Regions from separate parts of the Homo sapiens genome. Here region 1 is linked to region 2. A link is a contact called in ENCODE Hi-C or POLR2A ChIA-PET data. All regions are on one chromosome and are shown on one strand. Each heading gives the region's core, a stretch centred on a gene start or an enhancer-like site at or near the end of the contact. The rest is flanking DNA. Distances are from core to core; before and after follow the strand shown.

Evidence for each region. Hi-C counts contacts between places; a loop is a spot of excess contacts on that map. ChIA-PET counts read pairs that join two places held with the same protein, here RNA polymerase II (POLR2A). Pooled maps may share reads with other maps.
Region 1: a map of sigmoid colon shows a loop between it and region 2 (2.2-fold over the local background). The contact joins two enhancer-like sites. A Hi-C loop is called at or near these places in 2 of 168 maps with a recorded cell type or tissue (mammary epithelial cell and sigmoid colon) and 3 of 50 pooled maps. POLR2A ChIA-PET finds 5 or more read pairs at or near these places in 3 of 52 experiments (BJ, Caco-2 and activated naive CD4-positive, alpha-beta T cell).

What each region holds. Positions count from the first base shown.
Region 1 is chr1:234,908,726-234,915,130 of GRCh38, reverse strand. No RefSeq gene overlaps it. Among named protein-coding and RNA genes, the nearest start is that of LINC02971, 45 kb to the left of the region's middle. RefSeq lists enhancers at 667-1,411, 1,412-2,157. Within about 2 kb of position 3,215, at least 13 of the 41 ENCODE cell types and tissues checked have a DNase peak (open chromatin) inside an H3K27ac peak, as active enhancers do.
Region 2 is chr1:234,819,482-234,826,602 of GRCh38, reverse strand. The region is part of intron 2 of LOC107985365 (a long non-coding RNA gene); the gene reads left to right. Among named protein-coding and RNA genes, the nearest start is that of LINC02961, 63 kb to the right of the region's middle. Within about 2 kb of position 2,747, at least 2 of the 41 ENCODE cell types and tissues checked have a DNase peak (open chromatin) inside an H3K27ac peak, as active enhancers do.

The sequences.
Region 1 (6,405 bases), core at 1,966-4,465, 88 kb before region 2:
AAGCTGAAGACGAGGATGCATGGAAGCCAGAGGTGATGCCAGGCCAGCTGTGGCTGATGGCATGGTGACCCAGCGGAGAGTGGCGATGCATAAGCCTTAGCGAGCCCCTCCTGTGAGCCCCTCCACCTCTGCCTCCCAGCTCTTGTACATATTTCTCCCTTAGCCGGTCCTAGCCATTTGTCCTCCAGTGAGAATGAGTCTGATAAATGCAGGATGAGTGGACATCTTTGTAAGTTCCCTTCAAGTCTCAGCTCACACGTCAAAGGACACGCTCCCTGGCCAGGCAGAGCCCCAGCCATGCACCCACCGTACCTCACGCTGCCCTGATCATGCATCCTTCATCTTATTGCAGCTCCTGGTTCTCTGTGGAATTGTGAGCCTTCCCCGGGAGGTCAGGGCCCAGTCTGTCCTGTTTACAGCTGTATCTCCAGGATCTAGTCCAGTGCCTGGTGCAGAGTCCTCACTCATAAAATAAGTGAGAAATGAAAGGATGGACCGCTGGCTCTGCTTTTCTGAACACCATCTTAAGGCTGCTTGGGCGATGACTGGTGCTTTTTGGTTCTCATGTTGAGGAATGGCTTTGTAGGCAGGATCTAGTGGATTAGACCTGCCCAAATCTAACCATCTTCAGTGGCGACTTTGTTTTGGGACAGAATTGTTGGAAGGAGGCAAGGTGAGGGTGGTGGTGGGACCCTCAATTCCATAGGCCGATCACTACTCGGGGACAGTCTGGCCTGGAAACCCCTAAAGGAGGCAAAGTGGGGGAGGTGGGGGGTGTCCTCAATTCCAAGGTACAAAAGGGCCAATCAATGTAAGTATGGCTTAAACAAGATGGGAGTTTATTTCTCCCACATAAACCAAGTCCAGAGGGAAGTGATCCACCAAGTCCTCAGGGGCCCAGATTCCCTAGATCCTCAGCTCTGTCCTTGTTAAAGTACCTGTCTACAAAGCCATTCCTCATCCTCGTGGTCGGAGATGGCGGCACCCACATTTCAGGCAGCAGGAAGGAAGAGGGGACAAAGAAGAAACGCCAAGTGCAGCCACAGGGCACTTCAGCTTACTTGCTGCTCCCTAGCCCTTACTACATGGCCACATCTGGTGGCAAAGGAGGCTGAGAAGGTGGTGTTTATTCTGGAAGGCCGTATGCCCAGGTAGAAATGCTGCTGCCATGGAGGAACAACAGAACGGCTTTGGCGGGCCACCTGCAAGCAGTGCCCCGCTGTGTTTTGGAGAAGGCCCTGCGGCTTCCTTCTCACTCCCTCTTTCATATGCAGAATGGGCAGGAGGAGATCGGAGGCCCCCCGGTCCTGTGTTCTCACACCAAGGAGGTGAGGATGATCAGCTTCAGCTTTTCCTAGAAACGGGGCAAGTTGGTAGCCACGTGTTGCCATCGGATTATTTGTACTGAAAGGCACGAGCTTGTCCATAATGCAAATATGAACGAGGAGGGAGTGGTTGGCATTTAAATACATTGGAAAAAAACTAAATGCAACAAAAACACAACTACCCAAAACCCAAGGGAAGTTTATTATGATTCAAAGGCCATGGTGAGAAGAGAGAGAAGCCTGTGTTTATATGGCCACGGGTTTATCATGGCCGATATGTGGCCATTTTTGCTGCATTGCAATTGAAGAGTGCATTTACTCTACGGTGGGAATCTTAAATCTCCTTTCCAAAGCATGGGTCTCCAGGGAGAGTGTCAAAGGCAGAGAACTGCTCCCAGAGGGCAGATTCGAAGCTACTTGTAGCCGAGTTTATTTTGTTTGATTAAGAAATGCCCAGCCGAACATTTCCTCCTGTTCTCATGCTTTTGGACTCGAGTTCGTAGAGAGTGAGTTTGCCTCTGGAGAGCACATCCAGGGAGATATGAACAAAGGATCCTCCCTGCCGCTTGTCCCTTTGCTGCCCTCTGTGGGGGGGTGATGGCTTTGGGGCCCAGGTGAATCACCCTAAATTCCAAGTGGTCAGCGAGGGGTTGGGTGAGGTGAGGTGTGGGAGAAGCGAATGTCGTTTGGTAAAGGAGGTGCAATGTGCCGTTGCCTCAGCCAAATTCCACTTGAAAAATGAAATGCTGCTGTTTACTCAAATCCTGGGGGCCTGGGCTATTTTTATTCCGGCCATTGCCACTGTTGCCTGGGAGCTGGCATGCACAAGTGTGTTGGGCATTGTGCTGGGCATTGGCAGGGTTGGGGCTTGTCTTAGTCCATTTTCTGTTGCTTATATCAGAATACCTGAATTTGGGTAATACATTCCTTTTTTTTAAAAAAAGGAATTTGTTTCTTATAGTTATGGAGGCTTGGAAGTCCCAGGTGGAGGGGCCGCATCTGGTGAGGGCCTTCTTGCTGCTGGGAACTCTCTGCAGAGGATGACGTGTGCAGGGCATCACATGGTAAGGGGCTGAACGTACTAGCTCAGGTCTCTCTTCCTGTTCTTAAAAAGCTACCAGTTTTACTCCCATGATAACCCAATAACCCACTAATCTATTAATCCATGAATAGATCAATTCATTCATGAGGGCAGAGCTTTCATGACCCAATCACCACTTAAAGGCCCCACCTCTCAACACTGCCACACTGGGCTTACATTCCAATATGAGTTTTGCAGGGGACAAACACTCAAACCATAGAAGGGCTTATTTTATTTTATTTTTTTTAGCTGTATCTCCTTCCCTCTGAGCCCTTATGCTCTTTGGCAGGTCAGAGAGGCAAACACAGGAATGTGATACAAGTCCTTCAACGAAGGGAATAAAATAAAATCATTAGCAACCACCATTAATTTTGTGCATACTATGCTCTAGGTCCTGAAGACACAGGTCTCAGTTCACCCTCTGACAACAACCACAAAAGGCAGAAATTGTTTTCTCACTTTGGAGATGAGGAGAACGAGGTGGTGGATAGAATGTGCCTTCTGGTCTGTGTATGATGGGATTGGGGGGTTGGGGTGGGACAGTCAAGAGGAGGAGCAGCCTAGTCCATTAACACTGTCAGTGGCATTTGTGCAGGAAAGGGAAGACGCTCCCCGTCAAAGGTGGGGGCTTTGAGGGCTGTGATGGGTGGAGGGCAGAGCGACATCCCAAACAGTGTCTCCTCCGCCTTCCACACACAAGGCAGCCCGGGGCAGCCCTCCGCCTTCCACACACAAGCCAGCCCGGGGCAGCCTCTCTACCCTTAGAAGCAGCCACAGTGCTTGACAAAGGCCCTCTAGCTGGCCCAGCCCCTGGTTTCCTGTGGTATTGTTTATGCCAAGACAATATTAGCACTTTAGCTTTGGGTTAGAATAAAGAATTCACCTTAGAGTGTGAGGTCTCCTTTCCTGAACGTTTCCCTTTGAGTTCACACCACCAGTTTAACCCTTCATCATTTAGATCTGTTACTTTTTTCATGTCTACTGGTTTCTTATGCTCTGGAGAGGAGGAGGCACACAGTCCCCAAATCCTGTGCCTGGTATAGCACCAACAGCAGAGAGCAACAAATTCTTATAGACCGATTGATAGATTTAATAATAAAAAAAGTTACTTCCTTACCTTGTGGTGTCATCTACAAAGCAGCATCTTTGTTTTTTTCTTTTTTTCAGTTTTAAGTTCCAAGATACATGTGCAGTAAGTGCAGGTTTGTTATATAGGTAAACATGTGCCATGGTGGTTTGCTGTACCCATCAACTCGTCACCTAGGTATTAAGCTCAGCATGCATTAGCTATCCTTTCTAATACTTTCCCTCCACCCCACTCTACCCCCAAACAGGCCCCAGTGTGTGCCGTTTCCCTCCCCATGTCCATGTGATCCCATTGTTCAGCTCTCACTCATAAGTGAGAACATGTGGTGTTTGGTTTTTCTGTCCCTGCGGTAGTTTGCTGAGGATAATGGCTTCCAGCTTCATCCATGTCCCTGCAAAGGATATGATCTCATTCTTTTTTATGGCTGCACAATATTCCACGGTGTATATGTACCACATTTTCTTTATCCAGTCTATTATCGATGGGCATTTGGGTTGATTCTGTGTCTTTGCTACTGTGAATAATGCTGCAGTGAACATACATGTGCATGCATCTTTGTAACAGAATTATTTCTATTCCCCTGGGTATATACCCAGCAATGGGGTTACTGGGTCAAATGGTATTTCTGGTTCTAGCTCTTAAAGCAGCATCTTTATTTCAATAATGATTTTTTTTCTCCTGTAGCTAAAAAATACATGAAACAGTACATCTTTTGCTTTTGCTGAGCTATTCATAGCCCCATGTATTTCCTACTACACCGGCCTGTGTATCTCCCATCCTAGGAAATAGATTCATGTAAGCTGTGGTTGCACTGAGCCACCACCACACAGACTCTACCCTGTTGCATCCACAGGTACAAACCAGTGAATACTCATTCATCAAATAATTATTTTTACATCTCCATGCATGAAATAGCTGGCAAGTTCTGTCCCAAGAAGCCTTTGTTTCAGGACTTTCCCACATTTTCTTCCAGATGTTTTCTTGTTTCAGTGAATCAAAATATTTCTAATGTGGCTACTATGTCCTACAAGCAATATCGAACATGTATAAATCATGGTCCCTGCCCTTAAGGAACTTACAATCCAGTTGCAACTTATAATCTGGTTGTGAGGCCAAAAATAATCAAGAGCACACAAAATAACCGAGAATCATAAAGACAATACAATATCAAGACCTCCGTTGCAAACTGCAGGTTGGAATCCACTGGTGGGTGGGTTGTAAAATCAGTTTAATGGGTCACAGTCAGCATTAAAAAAATAGCTAGAATAGTAGAGGTCAGAGTATATCCAATGTAGTAAGAATAAGGACTCTTTTGTGAAAATTTCGTTCTGTCTTATGTGTAAAGATAATCTGTTTCTGCCCAAGTGTGGTGGCTCACACCTATAATCCCAACATTTTGGGAGGCTGAGGCAGGAGGATTGCTTGAGGCCAGGAGTTCAAGACCAGCCTGGGCTACATAGCAAGACCCCATCTCTACAAAAAATTAAAAAATTAGCTGGGCATGGTGATGCCTGCCTGCAGTCCTCGCTATTCGAGAGGCTGAGGTGAAAGGATCGCCTGAGCCCAGGGGTTTGAGGCTGCAGTGAACTATGATTGCACAACTGTACTCCAGCTTGGGTGACAGCGTGAGACCCTGTCTCCTAAAAACAAAAACAAAAACAAAACCAGGATAATCTATTTCTTACTGTGGCTCATGGTGAAATGTTTGAAAACTTCTGATAGCAGGGCCTAGCTTGTGGAGGAATGCCATATGAAGGATTCTTACCTTGTGTTTGGGCCATGGACTCTTGAGAGACATTTGAAAGCTACTGGGAGTCTCTCCATTTCTGGCACACATATGCCCGGCATTGTGCACATGATCTTGGTAGATCTTGATGGACTTTGCAGCCTATTCACAGTCCTGGTTAAATCCCTCTGATCTGAACCAGGGAGAAAGAGGAGGCTGGAGGAGATAAAGGACTGATATCTCCCAGGGTCTTGGATTTCTGATGAGGAGCAAATGCCATCCATCTCCCATAGGAGATCAGTGAAGGCTTCCAAGGAAGGGAAGCTCACTATAAAATTCATATTTTAGAAAGATTGTCCTGGAAGCACTTAGAGGCCAGAAGTCCAACTTAGAGGCTATTGTCACAGGTATGTGAGTCATGGTGGAGCCCAGGTAGATAGGAGGGCACAACTGTGAGAAGTTTTTAGAATTAAAAAAATCACTGGACTTGGTATTTGTTTGGATATGGGGAGAAGTGAGGGAGGAGGAGTTTGGGGTAGCCCTTGGGTTTCTAGCTTTGAGTGGACAGTGGTGTTAATTGCTGAGTCTGGAATAAACCTATAAGGAGGTTTGTGGAAGAAAAGGAGGTTAGTTTTGTAGTTAAGGGATTGCATGGGTATATATCCAGTAGCCCAGTGTATCCTCCTAGCATTCTTTCTGCAAATAGAAGACTCTGTGACACTAGAGAGCAACTGTCAAGTTAGGGTGGGGTGGGGGGCCGAGAGGGCTGGAAGAGGAGGGGGCTTTGTACTTCGTTTGCCTTTGTGTTCTTTGGCCAACAGTTTGGTGATGGCCACAGGAGTCCCTGAAAGGCTCTGAGAGCTCTGTTCGCAATAGAAATGGGAGGCGAGGTGCATTGGGGTGAACTGGAACAGAGAGCGAATGATTCTTGAGATGAAGCTGGAGCCTCTGGAGGCAAGGGGCCTGCACACACAGACTGGCTTTGGAAATATAGGAGAAGGCGGCCTCGGAGGGTGCTGGGAGGAGACACGTAACAGCCACAGTGGAGAAGGCCCAGCAGGCAGCGGCGAGTGGCAGGGGACTGTGTGTGCACATCCAGCCCCACTTGGGTCTGCATTCGGTGGGTTTAACAGCCCCCCTCCATAAGCACCTGCCAGGAAGGGCCTTAACCTTAGCATCGTGTTCC
Region 2 (7,121 bases), core at 1,498-3,997:
ACTATGCCCGCGCCCGAGCCCTGGATGTTGCTGTATCCACGCTATGTGGGCATGTGATGGTGCTGTCCATCTGGAAATCTTAGAAAACGGTGTTTTTACCTGTGCTCATGGCCGTGGGCAAAAGGCCTCTTACAGACTCTTAGAAGAAGATAACATAATAAAAGCTAATATTTGTTGAGTGCTTATTATGTAAAATCTCCTTTAATTTTTCCACCATCCTTATGAGGCAGGTGTTATTATTATCCCTAATTTACCCGGTCTTGGTGGTAAAGACAGCCCACCTTTGCTGCTACCTTGCTGCAGTGCCCGTGCAGGAGCCTACAGGCTCCTAGGTGGTTTCCAAAGCTGACTCTACATCAAAATTCCACAAAAAGTCGAGACAACTGCAGATTTCCAGGGTCCACGCCCAAAGATTTTAATTCAGTAAACCTTGAGAGGGTGAGGGTGAGGGCTCGGAGATGGAATTATTGCAAGCATCCCAAGGGATTATGAAGGAATCTGCCCGTGGACAAGCCCCCAGGAACACTGGCTGACACGAGCACATATGTGGCCATTCCTGTTCTGTGCGTTTGGCTGAGAAGGCGTGTAGGTCACAGTATTCTTTCCTGCTAAGCCTCGACTTGGCCTCAGAATCCGTCTCAGTGCAGGCAGTGACTAGCAATCATTTGCAGGTGGCTTCAAGACAAAACCAATTTGTCATCCTCAGCCTAGAGCCTCCAGAAAGGGTACTGAAGAAGCTGAGTTTTATCACAGTCCACCAATTCAACAAAGAAAATGACAGAGTATCTCTGCACCTCTGGCTTCTTTCTACTGTGCAATGGGGGGAGAAGATCATGAAACTTTTCACCTTCCTGGAGAGGGTAGATTCTTATCTCTAAATTACTCTGTTAGTGAAGGGAATGCTGGCTATTATAACATTTTATAACATGTTATAACTGTCATTGAAACTGTTCTGTGGTTAGTTTTTTTTTTTTTTAAGCAATCAAATGATCAGGTTCTACCCCATGAATTGGATTAGCTTGCACATGTTGGACCTATTAGTTAGGATGGCTCTCAACACCAAATCAGTCACATTTAATCAGCAGCAGGGAATGGGAAAGGGGTCCTGTTCCAACCAGCCCCTCATGTTCCAGGCAGATGAAGGCTCTGTCGTCCTTGATGTATGTTTTCTAGATCCCCCAGGTGTTGACCTCCAGGAGACAGATGGTAGTGAAAGACAGTGGAGAATTGCCCAGGAAGCTCTTTTTTTTTTTTTTTTAAATGGAGTTTCACTCTTGTTACCCAGGCTGGAGTGCAGTGGCGAGATGTCGGCTCACTGCAATCTCTGCCTCCCAGATTCAAGCGATTTTCCTGCCACAGCCTCCCAAGTAGCTGGGATTACATGCATGCGCCACCATACCTGGCTAATTTTGTATTTTTAGTAGAGACAGGGTGTCACCATGTTGACCAGGCTGGTCTTGAACTCCTGACCTCAGGTCATCCACCCACCTCAGCCTCCCGAAGTGCTGGGATTACAGGTGTGAGCCACCATGACCGGCCCAGGAAGTTTTACAGATCGCTGGTAGAGGGAAAATTGGCCGGAACCCAGTCACATGGCTATGCTCAACTGCAAATAGCCTGGGAAATAGAGCCCAGCTTGCCCAGGAGGAAAGGGAAGCGGGTTTGATGAGTAGCTAGCCAGAGTTCCCTTGGAGCTAGGGGGGTCTGTGGCCATGCCCTAGAAGGAGTGATTGAGTCCCGCAGAATCCACAGTGGGTAGTTCTTGTGTCAGTGACATGTAATCTTGTCACTCTTGAGTTGTTCCCATATTAGACAATTAAAATACATTCAATGGGACGGTTTTCAAATTTTGAATAGTAAGCACACATACACTCACACACACACACACACAAAATCTAAGAACAATAAATACTTTAAAATTCTTCGGTGGGCGGATCACGAGGTCAGGAGATCGAGACCATCCTGGCTAACACAGTGAAAGCCCGTCTCTACTAAAAATACAAAAAAATTAGCTGGGCTTGGTGGCGGGTGCCTGTAGTCCCAGCTACCCAAGAGGCTGAGGCAGGAGAATGGCATGAACCCGAGAGGCGGAGCTTGCAGTGAGCCGAGATCGCGCCACTGCACTCCAGCCTGGGTGACAGAGCAAGACTCCATCTCAAAAAAAAAAAAAAAAAAAAAATTCTTCTTCCTCATTTGAACACTCTATAGTAATATTTTTGGAGTTCTGGAATTCTCTCCATTATTTAACAATCTCTTATAACTTTTATGGAGCTCTTTACAGTTAAGATCTTAGAATGCCTGTCCAGCTCACCTCATGGTTTTGTTTTTTTTAGCTGTTTGTCTTCCAAACTGTTTTCTTCAACTCTAAGGGAAGCCTGTCAGAATCTGTCCTGGTCTTCTCCGTATTCTGAAATGAAGACTGGAGGGATAAATAGAAGTTTCTGGCTTCTTTGGAAAAATGTTAATCTGGTTCTTTAATTTTGGAAGCAGGTGTCCGTGGTAAGGAAAGTGTGTGCTCTGAGGCCACCTCTGGTATGTGTGTGTGTGTTTGGGGCTGGAGGGTGTGGGGTGTCACCTGGCCAGAGCATTGAACCTCTTATTGTCTCCATTTACACAATGAGGATAATAACAGCAACCTCACAGATGGTAGTGAGGTGTAGGGGAAGCAGTGCCTGATGTATGGTAGGCATCAAAACTGGTAAGTGTTGTTATTCCTATTGTTAATGCCAGAGTCAAGGGGCTCAGACATGGCTCGGGATGTGTGGGTAGAATTTATACGTAGGGATAAGAATCTGTACATATAAATGCAGAACAAAGGTGTGGTCGGGGGTGCTCTCCCGCTGGCCCGCTCCCTGAAGGGCTTCTATTGGGGGTGTCTCCGAGAGTCCTCCCTTGTAACAAACCCTGTATGCCCTCCAGCCCTCGCTGCACAGTGACTCAGTTTCCTCTGTGATAAAAGGGGATTCGACTACAGTTCTAAACTTGCCTGTAAAACACATTGAGAGCTTTGAAATAAAGGTGGTATTTAGTGTGAGTTCAAAGCGTTATGTAATTATTTTATTGCCCCTTTTATTCCTGAGTTTTTTTTCTGTTTGCTCTGCTTACAAACCCAAGCTACAGCCATAAAACCACTTTTATGCCAGCGCCTTTCACACACATTGTGTACCAACCGCACATCGCCATCAAGGTGCAAAGTGCTCAGGAGGATGAGCATGGAGAAGCAGAACAGGAGCGCCAGCAATTTCCGCCTAATTGAGGCCATTACTGTGCACTGTCACTGAAACTGGGTCATGGTTGATGGTTTTTTTTTTTTTAGCTATCCAAATGACCAGCTTCTGTCTCGTGAATTGGATTAGCTTGCTCATGGGGGACCTGTTAGTAAGGATGGCCCCCAACATCAAATCAATTCTGTTTCTCAAGCCATCATTCTTTCTTGCAGGTTCAGAGCCTATGTCCTGCCACCATTCTTTCCAGAGTCCCATTACCTGAAACCATAGGATTTTTTTTTTGTTTTTGTTTTTGTTTTTGAGATGGAGTCTGTCTCTGTAGCCCAGGCTGGAGTGCAGTGGCATGATCTAGGCTCACTGCAACCTCTGCCCCCCAAGTTCAAGCAATTCTCTTGCCTCAGCCTCCCGAGTAGCTGGGACTACAGGTGCAAGCCACCACACTCAGCTAATTTTTGTATTTTTAGTAGAGACAGGGTTTCACCATGTTGACCAGGCTGGTCTCGAACTCTTGACCTCGACCTCCCAAAGTGCTGGGATTACGGGTGTGAGCCACCGTGCCTGGCCTTGAAACCATATGATTAAAGAAGCTTTGAGTTGGAAAAGACCCTAGGGGTCTGCTGATGTCACCGCCCACCCAGGTGGAAGTCCCTTTTACAGCATCCCACGTGGACAGTGGCACAGCCTTTGCAGCAAACACAGGGTCCACCCTCACTATGTGGAGAGGCCTCCCATCCTATCATTGGGTGGATGTGGTTGCAAAATGCTTTTCCTTACGCCAACAGAAACGTGACTAAACTCAGGTGAGTCCCAGAGAGCAGGAAAGGCTTCGAAAGCTCTGTCAGTGTCGGGCCTCTTTAAACCCCTGAGCGGGAAAGGAAGAAATTCAGGATCCGAGGGGGCATTTCCATTCTGGTTCTTTCTGAACTTGGTTTTACAAACCCTGGTAAGTGGCAGCCCATTTAAACGAGGCACTGCTTGGGGTGAATTTAACAGGATTGAGTCTTCAAGGGCAGCATCTTTGTTGCTGTTCTGATCTGTGCCTTTCACTTTTAGTTAAAATAAAGAACTGCAAGCCAACATATTATGGAAGAACAAGGGAAGCCTCTCTGGCATCTGCCTAACCCACCAGGAGCTTAAAGGGAATGATCCAGTCCTCAAATTTATGGCCTAAATCATTTATTCAGTTGCATTCAACACATTCCTACTGTGTGAACAGTCCTTCAGGATAAGAGAATTCAGATCGTTACGCTTGAGAAACTTACAAACTCCTTAGGGAGGTGGGAAACTTTAGCTGGACAAGATCACTGTACACCTCGCCCCTATGGAAATCTCACCTTCAGACATTGGAGAAGTGCAGTGGCCATTTGGAGCATCTATTCTTCCTCCCTCCATTGGTCTTTGGGTCACGCACACCCCAGAGAACAGCTTCCTTCTGTCAGTCAGCGATCTCACCCCATGGACCTAGAGAGCAAGGAGAATGTGAGTGGGTGCGGGGCTGCAAGGCAAGCAACCTGACTCTGAAGACAGGTCCAGCCAGGGAAAGCTGGTTCTGCGGCCAGACAGTGACAACCAGACGCTGGGGTTGGCGGTTAGATGCTTTGCAGGAAGCCCATGAAAAAAGCTCTGCAAAATTGTATGGAATAAATGAACACGTGAGGGAGTAAATGAACCTGGAATCTACTCTATGTCTGCCCATGGTCCCAAAGTATTACCCAACTCCATCCTCATTCTTCTGTGCCATATGCTTTAGTCCAGATGGCTCAGGGAAGGAGATTTCTAAAACCAAACAATTCTAGACACCTCTTGCATCTGAGTGCATCCTCACACTCCTTTCCTAAGAGACTTTATAGAGCAGAGGATTCTAGAAGCAAGGTCTTGTGGGATTCTCCCTCTTTTAATCTCTCAACAAAGATAGGCAGAGGAATTTATTATTATCCACTTAAGTTGATTGGTGTCCAAGAAAATCCAGCAGTGAGTGCACTAATGTTTAGGTAGAGCCTTTTAATGTGAGCTCAAAGCACTTGGGAAAAATTTTATATTCATAGTGTTCAAGTGAAGCAAGTAGATGTCAAGAATTATTATCCCATTTAATAGGTGGAAAATCGGAGGCCCTCATTCATAGAGTGAGTCAAGAATACAGCTTGGGAGAGATGCCAAGTCTTTCTCTGCCTGCACAAGTAGGTGAGATACCACGCGAATGTCTCTGTAACATGGGTTTTGGCATATTTGCCTTCTCTGAAGTCAGCTTTCCCTGGTCAGGGTTCCTGCAGGAGCCAGATAGTGGGGGATGGGTGCAAAGCCATCTATACCTTTGCCGTGTCAGTCCCTGGGAGGGGAGGATGGTGGGCTTCTCTCCAGGGGGCCTCTGCAGCTGTGTTCCTGCACTGTCTAGAGTCTCTTGGCAATTCATATTTCTTGTACACTCTTCATTCTTGCCCTCTTCCTCTTGGGACACAGGGACATACCTCACCTTCCCCAGTGAGTCCCACATCCAGCTTCTTCTTTTCTGCTGCATCTCCTGGGAATTCTCAGGGTCTTCAGCCTCAGGGTGTCCATTCCTGAGCTGACCACTCGCCTTCCTCATTGCCTTCTTTGGTCATACACATGGCTATGCCTATGGCTATGCTCAGAGTCACACAGAACTGTCTCACTTCAAAAATATTGGGCCCAGAGGTCTCCCTGTCTGACTACAAACTCTTCCACCACTTGCCAAGAACTCTGTCTGACTTTATCCATCCTCTACTCCACTGTAGGCCCATGGCCCACCCATTTCAATACTGTTTCCTTGAGCCTATGAAACCCCTCCTGCATCTCCTAGTCTTCACTGAACATTATGTCAATTCCCAGCCTCAGCTCTAAATGCTCATGGTTTCCAAAAACATATTTACAACCCACCATAGGTCCTGAGCACCAAAGCCTGATGTCCAGTTGCCCAGTGGACAGACATCTCCACTGGGACATCTCATACGCACTAAAAACCTCAATGTACTGAAACCTGAATTTATATTTCTCTCCCCAAATGTGCTCCATTTCCATCTTCCCTTTCTCAACATCCATCCAGTGGAAATGTTGCTCAAACCCAAGTCCAGAGCCACCCTTGGCACGCTCATCTTCCTGAGCCCCCCACTTCCATCGGCCACCCAGGTGCTTGTCAGTTTTCCCACTTTCTCCCTCTCCACAGCCCTTTTCCTAGTTCAGACCTTCTGTCTCCCTTGTTGGGATCATGTCAACCTCTTCCTCACTCGCCTCTGGCTCTGGGCTTGTGCCTTCAACCGACTCTTCAAACCGTAGCAAGAGGGATGCCTCAAATCACAGATCAGATCCCTCTCTCCTTAAAGCCCTGCAGCAGCGTCCTGTGGCCCTCAGGATAGAATTCAAACACTTCCAGGATCTGGACATCTCCTGCCCCTCCACAGCCCTGCCTCGCCCTGCATTCCAGCCCCACCAAACCACAGTCAGTCCCTTCCATGGTTTTGGATCTCTTGTCTGGGAACTTTGCACCTGCTGTTCTCTCTGCTTAAACTCTCGCTTTCACCCATGCGACCTGGTTCACTCCTCACTCTCCTGCATGTCTCAGCTTGGAAGTCACCTCTTCCAGAAAGCCTTCCCTGACCCTCAGGTCCAGGTTAGATCCCCCACCTGGATTCCCACAGCACCGTGTTTTTCCCCTACCACAACCCTAGTCATGCCCTTTAGTGAACAGCCAACAGTTACTAAGCACCTGCTGTGTTAGGCTGTTTCTTAGGACTTTATAAGAAAGATCACATTTAATCCTACGAAGTAGGTACTGCTATTATCCTATTTTTTAGATGAACAAACTGAGGCAAGAGCAGTCACACACACATAGAGTCAGTAAGTGGTAAAGTTGGGATAGAAACCAAGACAATCTGACTC